2 separate regions of the Homo sapiens genome follow, and region 1 is linked to region 2. The links are chromatin loops, found by intact Hi-C in ENCODE. Cell type or tissue: dorsolateral prefrontal cortex. All regions are shown on one strand. Each heading gives the region's core, and the rest is flanking DNA. Links, peaks and the distances in the headings are about the cores only. Region 1 overlaps NRXN3 (neurexin 3). Region 2 has its middle 38 kb from the start of SPTLC2.

Evidence for each region. Peaks named below come from ENCODE experiments on the same cell type or tissue, not always from the same donor. Only the 100,000 strongest peaks of a DNase experiment are listed, where the experiment ranks them.
Region 1: a loop joins it to region 2, with 3 times the contacts of the local background. A loop is called at or near these places in 11 of 110 quality-filtered maps.

Annotation. Positions count from the first base shown.
Region 1 is chr14:78,594,314-78,602,644 of GRCh38, reverse strand. The region is part of intron 4 of NRXN3 (neurexin 3); the gene reads right to left. Among named protein-coding and RNA genes, the nearest start is that of NRXN3-AS2, 110 kb to the left of the region's middle. RefSeq lists a silencer at 4,305-4,354. In dorsolateral prefrontal cortex, for the core only: CTCF peaks have their summits at 4,216, 4,419 (motif pointing right) and 6,627 (motif pointing right); DNase peaks (open chromatin) are centred at 4,394 and 6,645; H3K4me3 peaks cover 549 bases; H3K27ac peaks cover 3,269 bases.
Region 2 is chr14:77,650,890-77,659,220 of GRCh38, reverse strand. It overlaps the pseudogene COX6CP11. Among named protein-coding and RNA genes, the nearest start is that of SPTLC2, 38 kb to the right of the region's middle. In dorsolateral prefrontal cortex, for the core only: CTCF peaks have their summits at 3,848 and 4,047 (motif pointing left); a DNase peak (open chromatin) is centred at 4,050.

The sequences.
Region 1 (8,331 bases), core at 130-8,129, 940 kb before region 2:
TATGCCCAGACCAGAAACTGACCTCTGCGGGACTGGAGAGGTCTTGGAGTTGTCTGGAGACACTACAGCTGCTCCTGGGTAACAACATTACTCTTTCAACTAAAGCTACACTGACCCAGAGTGATACATCAGACATGAAAAGGCAAAACAATTACTCAGTTCACTTTCCTCTCCCAGGGGTTCAGTCTCTGCTGCCATCAGTAATAAGGAAGGACGTCAGGTGCCCTAGAAAGAAAGCCAAGAAGAGAGGAAGGCAGGAGTGAGGAAATAACAATTCAGACTCCAAAATCCAGTACATGGGCCACCTGGGAGGAGAATGCTTTGCTTGCTTTTGAAGGTAGAGTTCCTTGGAATTTAAAAAAAAAAAAAAAAAAAAAGGCTAATGTGAAATGCAAACCAAACCAGAGAAGCCTATATACCCTACATGTATTCAGAAAGAAAATTGTTTTCTGAAGGTGATAGCACCAGTAGTGATTTCTGGAGAATTAATCACTGTGAGTGTTTGAAAGGAGGATGATAGAAGACCTTGAAACTCCTTGTGAGCTACAGGTCAGCGCCCATCTCAGATGACTTCACAGTGATGCATGCAGAACAGCAAATCTTAAACCTGTAGTTCATCCAAGAATGCCAACCTGACATAGGCAATCAACTCCAAAGTGACTGATAGCATTTTCCTAACCTTAGAAATGACCAGACTTTCCAAGGTAAAATATTTATCTTTGAGGAGACACTCAATGAGGGAGAAATTTAACTGAGCATGTTATGAACCAAGACTGGAGGGAGAATAAATAGCATAAACCTTTTTACCAGTTGTATTTACTCTGATAAGCAAAATGGACCAAGATGGCAGAAGATGAGGGTGCCAAAAAGAGTTCATTTTCAAAGAATCAAGGCCAGGCACAGTGGCTCACACCTGTAATCCCAGCACTTTGGGAGGCCGAGGTGGGTGGATCACGAGGTCAGGAGATAGAGACCATCCTGGCTAACATGGTGAAACCCTGTGTCTACTAAAAATATACAAAAAATTAGCCGGGCGTGGTGGCGGGTACCTGTAGTCCCAGCTACTTGGGAGGCTGAGGCAGGAGAATGGCGTGAACCCAGGAGACGGAGCTTGCAGTGAGCCGAGATCATGCCACTGCACTCCAGCCTGGGCAACACAGTGAGATTCCATCTCAAAAAAAAAAAAAGAATCAGTACTTTTCAGGCTATAGAAAGATGAGAAACTTGCATGAAGGACCACCCTCATAAGCTCGCCATCATAGGAAATGTATGGTCATAAAGAAACCCTATATTTTACTCACAAAATTGGCATATGACCAAAAAGAATGGCTCTGGGTATCAGTTGAGAACTTCGGAAAGTGAAGTCATTGCAAATGGATTTTTTTTTAAGCCAAAAGTTTTTGTTATAGTCACTGATATTATTATTATTGCTACAGTCAGTGATATTACTGAAGTAGTGTGTTGGAAGGTTATCCACAAGAATGCAGATTTCATTAAAATAAAATTCAGCTGCAAAACTGTATCCAGGTTTTCTTTCAGGGATTAGCATGCAGGTCCTGGACACATGGAGGCAGATATCAAAGGCCAGATCAAGGTGATGAAACCCTGAACTAGGGCAGTAAAGTAGACATGGAGAGGAAGAGTCTGTCTGGAAAGATATTTGAGAAGTAGAATTGTAAGATCTGGTGACAGATTCGTGGTAAAAGGCAAAAGGAGAGATGGGGTTGAGCAAGGGGAAAAGGTCTAGGTTAATACCAAGTGATAGAATGGATGGAAGTTTTTCATTCTTCCATTTCTATACTTCTAATGAGAAATAGAGAAGTGACTTTTGTGGAGCAGAGGATAAATTCAGGTTTAGATGTTTGTTGTTTGAGGTTCTTGTGGGACAAGTAGGTAGAGATGTCTAATAGAAAGCTGGGGACACATGTCCAGAGCCCTGGAGGGTGATCTGGGCTGCCAATTTGGAGTTGAGGCTCATTAACATTAAGGTGGTAGAGATTGTCCAGAAAGATAATGTTGGGGGAAGACAAGGGAGTCAAGGACAGAACCTTCAGGAGCACAAGTCCTTGATAAGCAACAAAAGGAAGCAAATCATTAAAGGTGAATGAAGAAAGAGGACAATCAGGTGTCACAGAAGCCAAAATAAAGCAGATCTACCTCTTGGGAGATGTGGTTTTATGACTCCTCAAATCTGTAATTAGGTACAAACATTGGGAACGGTATTAAATGGAGCTGGGGGAGCCCAAAGGGACAAGAGACACACATTTTTGACTTTATGACAGTATTGTAGTAGGGAAGGTCATATGAGTGTAAGATACATATCTATAAGGTGGGGCTCTTTTAGCACCAGCTGATAGGAGCCACCTGTTCTCTTCAAAGTCCCAGCCATCTTTCCCTATTTGTGGTGCTGTATAACAACCAAATTGGGAGTGAAAAAGCTGGGTCAAGAGTAGGTGTGTCAGGTACTAGAGTGGTTCCACTGTCGGATACCCAAGACCAGCATCAATCCAGGACAAAACTGGGTAATAAATGAATGTGTCCCTCTGCCCCCCTCGGTCACCTGTCCTCCCAATTGGCACTCCCTCTCTTATGTGTCTAAGGGACACGTGGCTGAACCCAGTTTATAGTGGTGCTTCTGCCAACTGTGAGCTGAGGAAGAGTGGCATGACTTGCAGTGCAGTGAAGTGCTTCCAGAAATTTCTTAAGTCACTTTATTCTGCCTATCACCTGGCCCAGCCTATAATGATAGCTGGTGGTACTCCATCTTCCCCACCACCAGGCAGCAAGCTTTTCATGGGACCCTTTTCCCTCCTATTATTTCTTTTTTTCCCTATCCATTTAACCCTGTCCCAGCAAATACTTTAGAACACCACAAGTATCTCTGGCACTTTGGCTCATGAGGGCTTTTAAAGCTAAAGAAATTTTTGAATAGTGTAAAAAAAGAGTGATCTGGTTGAAAACTAATGTTAGGCTGTAGGGACAAAAAATCTGCAGGACTGGGTGAATGACTACTGAAATGGAGTTTAACAGTGTCAGGGGTTGGAGGGGTACAGGAAAAGGAATCAATGGTGATCCTGAAGGTTGGAAGACCAAGAAGTGTACAGACAAAGCATGTAAGTTTGGATTTTGTAGAACTATCTATGTAACGCTGACTTTTAGGTAAATTGTCACTCGAAGGCACCAGATTGCTATGTGTTAACTATAGACTGAGAAATAAGACTAAATTTCTATTATGAAGCAAGAAAGGTAATTCAAGCTCCTCATTTTCAAAGGAAGAAATGCAACACGCTATAAAGCATATCATTTAAACCCTCAATAGCTTTGCCAGCATAAGTTGCATTCTAAATGTCTGTAGGTGGAAAGCCGCTAGGTTTCAAAGATGCCCTCTTCGATGCCATGAAATGTGCTATTTCCCCTCATTTCCTTTCCATGAGTTAAACTCTTGGAAGAGGAAGTAGAAGGAGGGAAGTTTTGCCCAGTAAATTGGGGATTCTTGTCCCAAAGGGTAAAAGAAGCTGATATAGTAAACTGAGTTTTGTCCCTGCATGCTGCATCTCTTCTCATTCCACTAACCTCTTCAGCCTCTCCATAAATTAATCCTCTTGTATTATTGCCTGTTACAAAGGGCAACCGTCAGGGTAAGAAGACCCTACTAAGAACTCTCTGCCTGAGCCCAACATCAACAATGCCCATATGATCTTCAGCAATCCAGCTTTTTTATTGTAACCAGAGACCAGAGTTCTAACCTTCTTGAAATAATCTCCACCTAGACCCACCTTCCAGTTTATCTGAGAACTCACTTAAAGACTACACCACAATAACACATTCTGCAAAGACCCCGCGTCCCAGAGATGGCACATACCCCAGACTGCCTTGCTCCTCTGCAAACCTTAGCCAATTACCGAGATATTGGCTCCCTCTGCTACAACTACATATAACCCTGTCTTCAAAGCCAAATGTTAAAAAGCCTCATCCATATTAACCAGCTCCCTTTGGGAAGTGATAATTGGAAAACCACATAATGATATCTGTTTGCTAGAGAAAACATCTAACTGAGGCAGAAGTGACACAGCAAATGTGTGACTGCGAGAGCAGACCCCAGGTGCCTTAGCTGCCCCAAAACATGGACATGCGACCGCAGAAGAGGCAGGAGCGTCCCAGCGCTGCAGCTGGTACAGGGTTACTCTAGACGAAACAGGCCCTCTGTGTTACAGATCTGACTTCCAGAAATAGGAAGGATGATGCTCTTTCCCTCCCTCCCTCTCTCTCTCTCTCTGCAGAATCTCAGGTCAGGAGTTGTGCTGAAAGAATCCCGAGCCCCCTTGGCAGTCAGTGTCCCAGGAACCCTTGCTCACGTGTCAGCGGCACCACCAAGCCAAGTCTGAGGGGGTGCTGGGTATGCTACTGCATTCTAGCCACTAGAGGGCAACAGAGTCACATCCACGCCTCTGGCTCTGGTTCCATCACCTGAAAGAAGAGTAAACTGCACACAAATCACTGCCATGTTCCTCAAATTGAAGGCTACAGTAATTATCCATGAAAATGAGGAATGCAGAATCTACTACTCTGTAAGGCTGTCTGGGCTTTGCTTTATTTTGTCAACTTGCCCTTCAAGGTGGCCCAGAGCTGTGAAGCAGAGACCTTTTGAGTTCTGCATCATCGAGGGTGAGTCTTAAAGTCCTCCTGCTTTTAATCCTGATGGTGCTGGCAGCTGTAACCCACCCTTCCTGTCTTTCTGAGATGGCAACAATATGCCAAGAGGGATCAACTAGCCGTGGTCATCACGTGCATCTTCTTGAACCACAGATACCCTTGCATCCCCTTGACTCATGGCCACTGTTTATATGTCTTCATGAAAGGACATTGAAATATGGGAAAATACAGAGCTGGGTGGTAGGTGAGAAATGACGAAGAGGAGGCTTCCTTGAACAAAATGGAAAGAAGAAAAGCCATCCCCAGTCCATAATCTTATTGTTAGTAGGGCCCTTGGAGATATCCAGTCCAATACCTCAGCTTCACGGGCAGAGGATCTAAGGCCCTGAGAATTCTGATTGCTCTCCAAGGTCAAACTATTGAATGGCAGAGCCAGATTGAGGCCTGAGGCCTCCAAGGTCCTTGCTATATTCTTTCCTGTACCCCATGAAGCTTCTATTGGGTCCTTTGTAAGATGCAAGATGGGGATGGAGATAAAAACTGGAAAAAAAACAAAGAAAATAGATTCTTCAGTTTTTGTAATCAACATGTAGTAATGTAGGATAAATTTAAGACAATATTACTTCTCCCTGGAAAAAATAGGATTCTATCTTTAATTGTAGAACGAAAATATTTTCTCTTAAAGGAATTTCAGTCATCAGTACAGTGTGGAGGGGTATTTTATTTAGGGAGCTCATCTACATATTTTTAAAGTCAGACACTAAGCTCACCTTTTCCTCACCCTCCTTATCAGCTGATCCTGCATTTATTCCAGCTTCTCAGACCACCTCATCCCCGACACAGTCTTCTCCAGCAGTATGCTGGCCTGGATCAGATGGTCAGATTATGCCCTCAGGATCTTTCCTAACCTTTCAGAGCAGAAAAAGAAAAAGTAAAGAGGAAACCCCCAGGATACTCTCTCTCTGTTGATCAGGGATCCTGGGACTCTCCCAGCCCTCTTTGCACTACTCAGTGTCAAATAACAACGAACGTTTTTGCAGCTTTCTCTTTGCTATTTGATCTCCTATAGCCATCACTTGAGCTATTTTCTCTTCATTTTCATTAATTAATTATTCTGTTTAGACTGTGCCCTCAGAGCTCTGGCAGGGGTGGGAGGAGGATAACAACTTTATTAATGCAGTTATTATATTACTCCTAAAGGCAATGATGATGCAAGGAAGTGAACAAAGGAGAGTTGAGTAACTGAATAAGATGCCATGTGTCTTCCCACCTCACTTTAATCATTCCCAAGTGTCTCACTGGCCATTTTCTACCGCATGACCTCTTGAGGTCCCTTACAGTTCTCTCTATGGCTCTTTAAGACTGTAATGTACAGAATTCTAATGGTTCAGCAAATTGGTGTTGTCAGGGGCAGAATGATGATTTCATTTTATTCATGATATAAGAATTAGTAATAACACACGTATATAGTACTTTTATGAAAGCACTTACACATCACTGACTTCTCACAGCAAACCTGAGAGGTGGCAGGAGGAGGTATTTTCACCTCCATTTTACAGATGGGGAAGCCACAGCACAGAGGGTTAACAAGCACCTCCCACTAGGCTGATGCAGTACCACACCAGAGCTTCACCCTCCCCACCCCACGTCCAAGGGACTCACTTGCCTGGAGATCAAGCTTTCCACCTCCCTTCACTAACCATTTAATAAATAGTGAAGAGAGCTTGGGAAAAAAATCAGCATCCAAATGGAATCTTAAATTTCCATTATGACTTTAGTCCTGTATCTAGAGATCCAGTGTGTAAGTAACCCCGAGGGCAGCCATAGAAGGAAGACAGAGGAAGCAGAGAGCAGTGAGCACTGTAAGACTTTAATCGAAGGTTTCTCAACCTCAGCACTATTGACATCTGGGGCCAAATAATTCTTTGCTGTGGCACTGTCATGTGCGTCGTAGAACATTTAGAACCTCATCCCAGGTCTCTACCCACTAGATGTCAGTAGCGCTCCCCACCCATCCCCAGTGTGACAAGGAAAAACGTCTGCAGCTATGCGAATTGTCCCCTTGGGGTCTAAAATTGCTGTTGGTTTAACCCATGATATTATGATATGTAGCCTGTCTCAATATCTCTCTCTCCTCTGCCACCCCCTTTCCCAGGAATAGTTTGATGAGTTATTCATCCTCAATGGAGATGGCCAAAGTTCCATCTTTCTTAGGAGTTTGGACCTCAATTCTACGTCTCCCCAAAAGAGCCATCTTGGGAGAGTTGCCTTATCTCTTACAGCCTCAGTTTCCTCCTTAGTCAAATGCAAATTATAGCATCCATCTTGCAGATTTTTATAGGGATCAAACAAGACAATGTCTACAGAAGCCAAGAATAGGATCTGGGTCAAAGAAAACATTCAGATATATAGCCAGTGTGATTTGGAGGAAAGAAAGGGTTTGGGTGAATGGAAATAACTGAGGATGATACCTCTTTAGGGAGAGTTTGCATCTGCCACCCCCCAGTCTACCTTGCTACAAGACACTGCCAGGAGTCAGCAATCCAGCAGAGTTACTGTGTGCCTGGGGAAAGGAGGCGACCTTACTCCCACGAGTGCACAGGACTGTACTAGCTCAATGACAAGCTCTGCTTCTCTCTGAGTGGCAAAGCAGAAGTTGTCCTTAACCACTGGGATATTTCTTCTTAGGTATTCAACCCTGTGGCCTTCCCTAAAGCTTCATATTGTAATTAATTTCTGGGGCCAGCAGGGAGTTTTCTCCTAGAACTTCTCATGGCCATATTGGCTTCACTGATGTCTCAGCTAAAATGTTACCTCTTTACAGAGGTCATCCCTGACCACCCAACTACAGTTGCCTCAATCACTAGCCACCCTGTATTTCATTATCCTCTTTCATTTTCTTCTTAGCTCTCTTGCTTTTTGTCTGTATCTCCCTTTACAATGTTAGCTTCATGAGACCAAGGACTTTGTTCTGCTCACCACCATAGCCTATACATTTAGAACATTGTCAGAACTGCCGTAAAGAGTCCAGAATATTTATTGAATAAGTAAGTAAATTTATTTATTAACTCAAAGATGTGGAGTTACTCCTGTGGTACTGACACTAGAAGACAATAGGTAGTTATTATTTATGTAATTGATCTGAAATGTTCATGGGGAACCAACTGTGATTCCTGGTAGCTGCTATTCCTCAGAAGACTTTTTTTGAGAGGCCAGTTTTCTCCTGGAACAGGAGTCTTATTAAAGAGAAGAAAGCATAGCCCACAGTGGCCTCTTGAATTCCTCCATCCTTCGTAGCGGACATTGCCAATGACACAAAGTCATAGGAAATGGACTGGAATGGGGAGATTGAGTGTGGACTTCTGGCCCAAATATGAATCTAGAACTGTGCTTAGGAAAGACCCTGAGAAGGTTTATATCATTAAAGGGAAGCCATCGGTTACTGAGAAAACCATCCTAATCCTCAAGAGTAGTTGTATTGACCATCACTCACCATGACCTGGGTAAGTGGTTCTGAGGTCCAGACCCTCATTTTCAAGCTTCTTTGCCCTCCCCACTAAGAGATCCCCATTGAAGAACAGAGATCAGAATTGTAGTGGCATTTGGTGTGTTCAGGGACAGAGAACAGACATGACAACTCAGATCCTGCCATCTGATCTCTACCACCCAGACCCTGCC
Region 2 (8,331 bases), core at 8-8,007:
AGAAGAGTGGGATCAACAGAGAGGTGATGGTGACAGTTTCAGTTGTCCTTTGCTGCATGACAAACTTAGAGTCTTAGAACAATAACTTGTTATTTTTCCTGATTCTGTGGGTTGGCTTGGTAGCTCCTCGACTAGGTTCCCCTGAACTCACTGATGCAGCTGCATTCACCTAGTGCTGGCTGCCAGCTGGGCTTCCCCAGGTGCCCACATGGCCTCTCATCACCCAGGAGGCTAGAGTGGCTTCTGTGGTGTCCCAGGACAGCAGTCCAAGACCACCAAAGCAGAAGCAGCAGGAGTCCTGAAGGCCGAGGCTCTAGAACTCAACAATATCATGTCTGTCATGCTCTGCTGTTCAAGGCAAGTCAGAAGTTAGCCCGGTTTCAAGGGATGAGGAAACAGACTGAAACTCTTGGTGACATGCATGGCACAGCTACGTTGCCAAAGGGCCTATGGATTGGGATAGGGAGAATCTGTAGCCATGAAACAAACAACTGTCATGGGCACCTCTCACTTTTTACTCTATGCAATTCTGTACTTTGCGTTCAGGTTTTCCTTGTGTAAATTTGAAGAAAAAAATAAGTGGAAGAGTGAATCTAAGAGAGAAAAGCAAGAATGATGAGGATTTTGTAGACACATAATTTAGATAGAAATATCAAAGATGACCTAAAGGCTACCAGCCTTGAATACTAACTCATAGCAAGCTTTTTGTTTTTCAAATCAACTGTGAAGAAGAGAGGATTGGAATATCCAAGGGTGGAGATGCAACGACATTGACTAGTGATTCAGTGGGTGAGAAGCATGAATTTTAAAGAGCAGCAGAAGAAAGTATAGCTATTTCACTGGATTCCCATTTTACAGGAAATAAATGTAATCAGCCTTTGAAATAGCTATACATATGCAGAAGATGTATATATTATCACCAAGCTATCAAAATGGATGGCAGGTTTTTCATTTTCTGCTGGCTCACTGCCTCTTCTTGCTGGACATTAAGTAAATTCCAGAACCACATTCCCACCCATAAAACAAAAGGATCCTCCCTTAGAAAGTATTTGTTTTGTTTTGTTTTGTTTTTTTAAGTGAAGATTTCACACTCATACAACATTCTTGCAAAGTTGGTTTGTTCCATCCGCATGGATGATTTAACAAAACAATAGCCTCAAAGGCTTGGACAAGGCCGGGCGCGGTGGCTCACGCCTGTAATCCCACCACTTTGGGAGGCCAAGGCGGGCGGATCACCCGAGGTCGGCAGTTCGAGACCAGCCTGACCAACATGGAGAAACCCTGTCTCTACTAAAAATACAAAATTAGCCAGGCATGGTGGCACATGCCTATAATCCCAGCTACTGGGGAGGCTGAGGCAGGAGAATCGCTTGAACCTGGGAGGCGGAGGTTGTGGTGAGCCGAGATCGCACCATTGCACTCCAGCCTGGGCAACAAGAGTGAAACTCCATCTCAAAAAAAAAAAAAAAAAAAAAAAAGGCTTGGACAAAGACGGCCAGGAAAAAAGAAAATGAAACCTTATTCTCAAAATAGCAAGTTCGTTGGAAGCATCATGATTCTCTCTGTGTCCTGAGTCAGGGCCTTGTCTATATGCAGCACCGTGGAAAGCCTCAAGTTAACAGAGAGTTCCCAGGACACAGTAGGGACAGGCAGAAGAATAAGACGATCAGAAAAACACCAGGGATGCAGAAGTCATCTGGTCACTGACCCCACAAGGAAGAAAGATGTCATGGGCAGAGGACAGGACCACTGATGTAAGGAAAGGATATGACGGGGGAACCGTCTTCCTCATTTCTGATGTTTCCTTCCTGCAAAGGAAGCTTAATGAGTGGAACTTCCGGAACTCTCTCTGCCCCACTGCTCCCTCCTCTCCTGGTGGGTGTGGGGGAGGAGCAGTGACTGTTCCCACTGGTTTTTTGGTGGGGAGGGGAGGAAGGTTGTTTGTTTGTTTGTTTGTTTGAGACAGGTTCTTGCTTTGTTGTCCAGGCTGCAGTGCAGTGGCATGATCATGGCTCACTGCAGCCTCCGCCTCCTGGGCTCAAGCAATCCTCCCACCTCAGCCTCCCGAGTAGCTGGGACCACAGGCATGCACCACCACACCCAGCTCATTTTTCTATTTATTGTAGTGATGGGGTTTCACCATGTTGCCCAGGTTGGTCTCGTACTCCTGGGCTCAAGTGATCTGCCCACATCACCCTCCCAAAGTGCTAGGATTACAGGTGTAAGCCACCATGCCCAGCCTGTTCCCACTGTTAATTTTGAGAATACCTGGGTATCTTTGGCTCAGATCCATACTTTTGTCTCTGTTGGGCATGATTCCACCTGTTGAGAAGTTTTCTCCCCTTCTTCATGCTTCTACTCTGCAAGGGGAGGTCTCTGCTCCACCCAGTGTTCCTTGGGTCTGTGTGGGTATCCACCTAAATTCTGGGGTTTGGGATTGTCAGGCTCAATTGGCTTAAGTCACATCCTGCAATTTGGCCTCTTATCACTAATGAAAGTGCTATTTCACCTTCCATATTTACTTTTTGTTTTATTTCTTGGCTGCAAAACCCAGGAAAAAATAAGAGAGTGTCCTCTTGAAGCCTGTATCAGTTGTTTATTGCTGGAAATATGGCCACATTTACTTAAAACGATGAATCTTTATGTTCTCACACAGTGCCTCTGGGAGCAGCTTGCCTGAGTGGTTGGTGAGGCTCAGGGAGGCTCAGGAGGTTACAGGCAGGACGTTGGTCCAGGCCGCAGTTGTCTGAAGCTTGATGCGGCTGGGGCATCGGCTTCCAACCTGGCTGAGGGCAGAAGGCCTCAGTTCCACACACGTGGGCATCTCCACAGAGCTGCTGCATGTCCTCATGACATGGCAAGGGTCTTCCCTGAGCAATGATCCAAGTAAGAAAGAACAGGAAGTTCCAGTGCCTTTTGTGACCTAGTTTCTGCAGTTGCACACCATCACTTTTGCTTTATGTTTTTAGAAGCCAGTCTCTGAGTCTACCCCAGGAGAAGAATTAGGCTCCCCATCTTCAGGAGAGCAGCAAAGAACTTGCAGATCTTTCTTAAAACCACAGAGACCTCGATAAAGGAAAAGTAACTGGGCTCTCATACAAGAAGCTGGTCCAGAGTTGGAGAAAGAGAAGCCATTCCTGCTGGGCGCGGTGGCTCATGCCTGTAATCCCAGCACTTTGAGAGGCCGAGGCAAGCAGATCACCTGAGGTCAGGAGTTCGAGACCAGCCTAACCAACATGGAGAAACCCCATCTCTACTAAAAATACAAAATTAGCCGGGCATGGTGATGCATGCCTGTAATCCCAGCTACTCGGGAGGCTGAGACAGGAGAATCACTTGATCCTGGGAGGCGGAGGTTGCGGTGAGCTAAGATCGCACCATTGCACTCCAGCCTGGGAAACAACAGCAAAACTCTGTCTCCAAAAAAAAAAAGCCATTCCTTCAAACAGCTCTTACTGAAAACCCGCTAACTGCTCGGCTTTGTGCGGGATGTAGCCTGTGAAGGCAGAAATACTACAAGATTCTTTTGCTCGAGGTCTGAGTGAGAGAACACATCCTTAAGAGACGCTCTCCTTTGCTCTAGCCCTCCCTATCAGCCCAAGGGAAGTGCCTGCCCAGAGACCTTGGCCTCCTTGCGCTCTGAGGACCCAGGACCCCAACATCCTCTTCCCAAGTGGCCCCGAGCCTGCTTCTCAGCCTCTGCAGCCTCATCCTCAAGTTCATCCTCCCGCCTGTGTACACACCCCCAAGCCCAGGGCAGCTCTTGGTGGGAACTGGCCAAAGCTTAGCCCTGCAGGCTGGGCTGTGGAGTGCCCACACTCATGGTGTGGGTCTGAGGCAGGGCAGGAGGAGAAGGAGGCCTCACCTCCTGGAAAGGAGATGACGCACAGAGGTCTAGGTCTCCACAGTACATCGGGGTGTTCCTTTCCTTCCTCCTCTTACCTGTAATCTAGCAAGTGTATGCAGGGGCTGCATGCCTCTTCACAGCCCAAGACTAGCAGCCAGCCCCTCAACAATAGGTGGGTGTGGTGTCACTTCTGAGCCCAGGCCTCCCTCTAGTGACCAGTCGGGAGACAACAGCCAGAGGCTCTTTGCTACTCTCCTGCACCTCTTCCAGAACCTGCTTTCCAGAACACAGATCTGATCCTGTTGTTCCTGGCTTAGAAACCTCAAAAGCAAAGAGCAAAACCTCCCAAGCTCCCTGTGTTCCCACATGCCTTTAAGTCCCTTAGCCTGCTTTATGTTATCCCAGGGCCAGCCAGGAGGCCCTTCCAGGTTTAAGCCAGCCTATATCTCCAGGATGGCTCAGAGCCAGCTTCCAGCACACACACACACACACACACACACACACACACACACCCCTCCCTCCACCACCTGTTACACACAGACCTCTGTCCACCACCTGTTACACACACACATACACGTCATCTCTGCTACATAAAGTGCACATACACACGTTTGAATTCTGCAACCCCTCTCCCACCCGCTCTGCTACACACACACACACACACACTGTCATCCTCCACTGCCACACTGTTTGCCACACCAAACACACCATAGATTCCCTGCCTCCTTTTTTTTTTTTTTTTTTTGATACGGAGTCTGGCTGTGTCACCCAGGCTGGAGTGCACTGGCACGATCTTGGCTCACTGTAACCTCCGCCTCCTGGGTTCAAGCAATTCTTGTGCCTCTCTTTTGCTGACAATTAACCACCCACCTTTGTCCATCAATCAAACAAACCTTGACTCCTCCATAAAGACTCACGTAACAGCTTCTTTGTGGCTTGCTCCAGCCCCTGTGAGAGTTAACAGTGGCTCCTTGCTGGTTCCTGAAGCACTTTTGTGCAGAACAATCGCTAACATCTATTGAGCCCTTAACGCCAGCTGAAGGCTCCACAGGGATTACCTCATGTGGTCTCACAGTAACCCTCAACGCCAGGCGCTGCTGTCATCCTCGTTTTACAGATGTGGCAAAGGAGAAGAGAGGGGCTAAATCATGGGCCCGAGGTGACCCGGGGAGCAAGAGCTGTGTGGTGCCCACGTGCTCCCTGGGCCAGGGCTCTTCAGCAGGCGCCCTTGCTTCCTGCCCGCTGAGAGCCCCTTCAGAGAGAGGCCTGTTCTCCTGCCTCTGAATGCCCAGCATGAAGCACCACAGCCCTGTGCTTGGAGCCTGCTAGACCCACCACGCATTTCCTGGATTGAATGGCAGGCAGGAAGAGCTAGCTCTGCCTACTACCATCTTTCTCAGGCCCTTCGTGTCTGAACCCTGATTCTAAATCTCCCACCTACAGCCAAAAATCTTGTTTCCCTGCACAGAGCCAGTCAGATATACTTAGCAAATGAAGGCAGAAGCTGTGGGCACAGTTTGCAGTGTAAGGACAAGGTATAAGTTGGGGCTAGTTATCAAAACAGCTGATCCTCCATTCCCCACCTCTAACCTAATTAGCCCCAAACCAGCCAGGAGTTGGCACTCATCCCCAGGTGCTCCCTCAGGACTCCAGCGTGTCCCAGAGGGCTGCCTCCCTGACCCAGGGCCCCGTCCCTGCTGCCCTTCCTCCTGCCACTGGGGGAGCAGCCTGCCTTCGTCCCCTCTCCTTACTTCCTTTCTTGCCGCTTTCCTGTCTTCTGTCTTCACTCACTTTAACTTAGGCAACATGCATTAAATAAACTCCTTTTTGGCTCACCTGGAGTGCTCATTTGCTAAGTTGCATCCGTTTCCTCTTTTTTTTTTTTTTTTTTTTTTTGAGATGGAGTCTCACTCTGTCGCCTAGGCTGGAACGCAGTGGTGTGATCTCGGCATGGCAATTCTCCTGCCTCAGCCTCCTGAGTAGCTGGGACTAGAGGCGCCCGCCACCACGCCTGGCTAATTTTTGTATTTTTGGTAGAGATGGGGTTTCACCATGTTGGCCAGGCTGGTCTCAAACTCCTGACCTCAGGTGATCCACCTGCTTCAGCCTTCAAAGTGCTGACATTACAGGCATGAGCCACTGCACCCAGCCCTTTTCTTCCTTTTCTTCAAAGTGGAAATACAAGGTCTCTTTGTTCTTCTGGATTATGACAGTAGTATGGTTTTCCTGCAAAAAATTCAAACACAGCCGTCCATTTTCCCATCAGCCAAGAAGGACGTTGTTGTTAAGGCTGGCATACCTATCAAGGACAGTAACTGCCATGGCTTCCGGTGCTTTGACGAAACCCGATGCGTGGCCTTCTGGCCAAGCACCTGTGCTTTCATCTTGTTTGAGAACTCATTGTATCTGCGGGGGTCGCAGCTCTCTATAAGTTTGCTGTGGCTGAACCAAGAAAAAAGACATACACAGATTTCTACAGTAATTATGAGTTCAATGAAAGATTTTTGAGGAAATGAGGAAGGCTGGTATCTTTCAGAGTGCAAAGTGATTTGGGAATATAAAAAATTTATTTGAGTTGCATCACCTAGAAGTTTGTCACTGACTTGTGTTCTTGAACTAGAAACATGAATGTGTGGGCTAAGAAATAGTTTCTCTTGATAAAGAAACAACATATTTTTTAAAAAATCGAAACACAGGCCAGGTGCGGTGGCTCATGCCTATAATCCCAGCACTTTGGGAGGCCAAGGCGGGCGGATCACCTGAGGTCAGGAGTTTGAGACCAGCCTGACCAACATGGAGAAACCCCATCTCTACTAAAAATGTAAAATTAGCAGGGCATGGTGGCCCATGCCTGTAATCCCAGCTACTCAGGAGGCTGAGGCAGGAGAATCACTTGAACCTAGGAGGCGGAGATTGCAGTGAACCGAGATCACACCATTGCACTCCAGCCTGGGCAACAAGAGCGAAGCTCCATCTCAAAAAACAAACAAACAAACAAACAAACAAAACCACAAATGTTTAAAGTAGAAAGTGAAAGTGGTCAGCCATCCCACTACAAGATAACCAGTGTTTTCAGTTTGGTTTATAGCATTCCAGATTAGCATGTGTGTGTATGAGTTTGTCATTTTACGTTTTTTTTTGTTGTTGTTGTTGTTTTTGGAGACAGAGTCTTGCACTGTTGCCCAGGCTGGAGTGTGGTTGCAGGATTTCGGGTCACTGCAACCTCTGCCTCCTGGATTCACGCAATTCTCCTGCCTCAGCCTCCCGAGTAGCTGAGACTACAAGCATGCACCACCATGCCTGGCTAATTTTTGTATTTTGGTAGAGACAGGTTTTGCCATGTTGGCCAGGCTGGTCTCCAACTCCTGACCTCAAGTGATCCATCTACCTCAGCCTCCCAGTGTGCTGCGATTACAGGTGTGAGCCACCGTGCCCAGCCTAGTTTGTCATTTTACTTTAATTTGAATCATAAATGAAAATCTGTCTCTCTCTCTCTCTCACGGTAATTTTATTCCAGCAGCCCTAGGTTGAAATCACAATGCTGCTACAAGGTCTTAGTCAAAAGCCACCCAGAATCATTCCGACAGAATGCTCTGGTTTCAGTTGGGGAGGAATCAGACAAGGTAGTATTGGAACCTTTCCTTCCAGAGGACTCCTAAGGTCCTTAGAGCAACTAGTCATACAAGCTCTACATATAGGCCGGGTGAAGTGGCTCACGCCTGTAATCCCAGCACTTCGGGAGGCCAAGGCGGGTGGATCACCTGAGATCAGGAGTTCGAGACCAGCCTGACCAACATGGTGAAACCCCATCTCTACTAAAAATACAAAAATTAGCCAGGCGTGGTGGCGGGCGCCTGTAATCCCAGCTACTCAGGAGGCTGAGGCACAAGAATCGCTTGAACCCGGGAGGCGGAGGTTGCAGTGAGCCGAGATCGTGCCACTGCACTCCAGCCTGGCAACAGAGCAAGATTATGTCTCAAACAAAAAAGCAAAACAAGACGAAAAAACTCTACATATAAAATGGCCTTTTCTAACTCATGGGAAAGTCTTTTTACACCATTTTCCCAGAACAAGACTTCTATTTACTCATATTTACCAAAACTAAGAGATCCATTGGCATCACGTTTCCCCCTGTAATAATAAAATATCACCATACTCAGGTAATTTGCTGGCTTCCCTTCAGAACAAAGCAGAGGATGGCAGGGTACTGGGAGGCAGCGGGGACTCACTTTAGCAGACGTTCATTTATTCATTCCACAAGCATTGGCTGAGGAAACAATGATAATACGCGGTTCCTGCTCACAGGCTATGAGAATAATGCGTCTTCTCCACAGAGTGCCAGCGGCATCAAGGGTAAAGTACTCAATACAGGGTAAAATGCCAGACATGGGTAGAGCAATGATTACTGTGACACACTTCTAGACTCATGAGAGCTTGATGCTTAAAAACTGGGAGAGCCGTTACATTGTTTACTAATAAGAGAT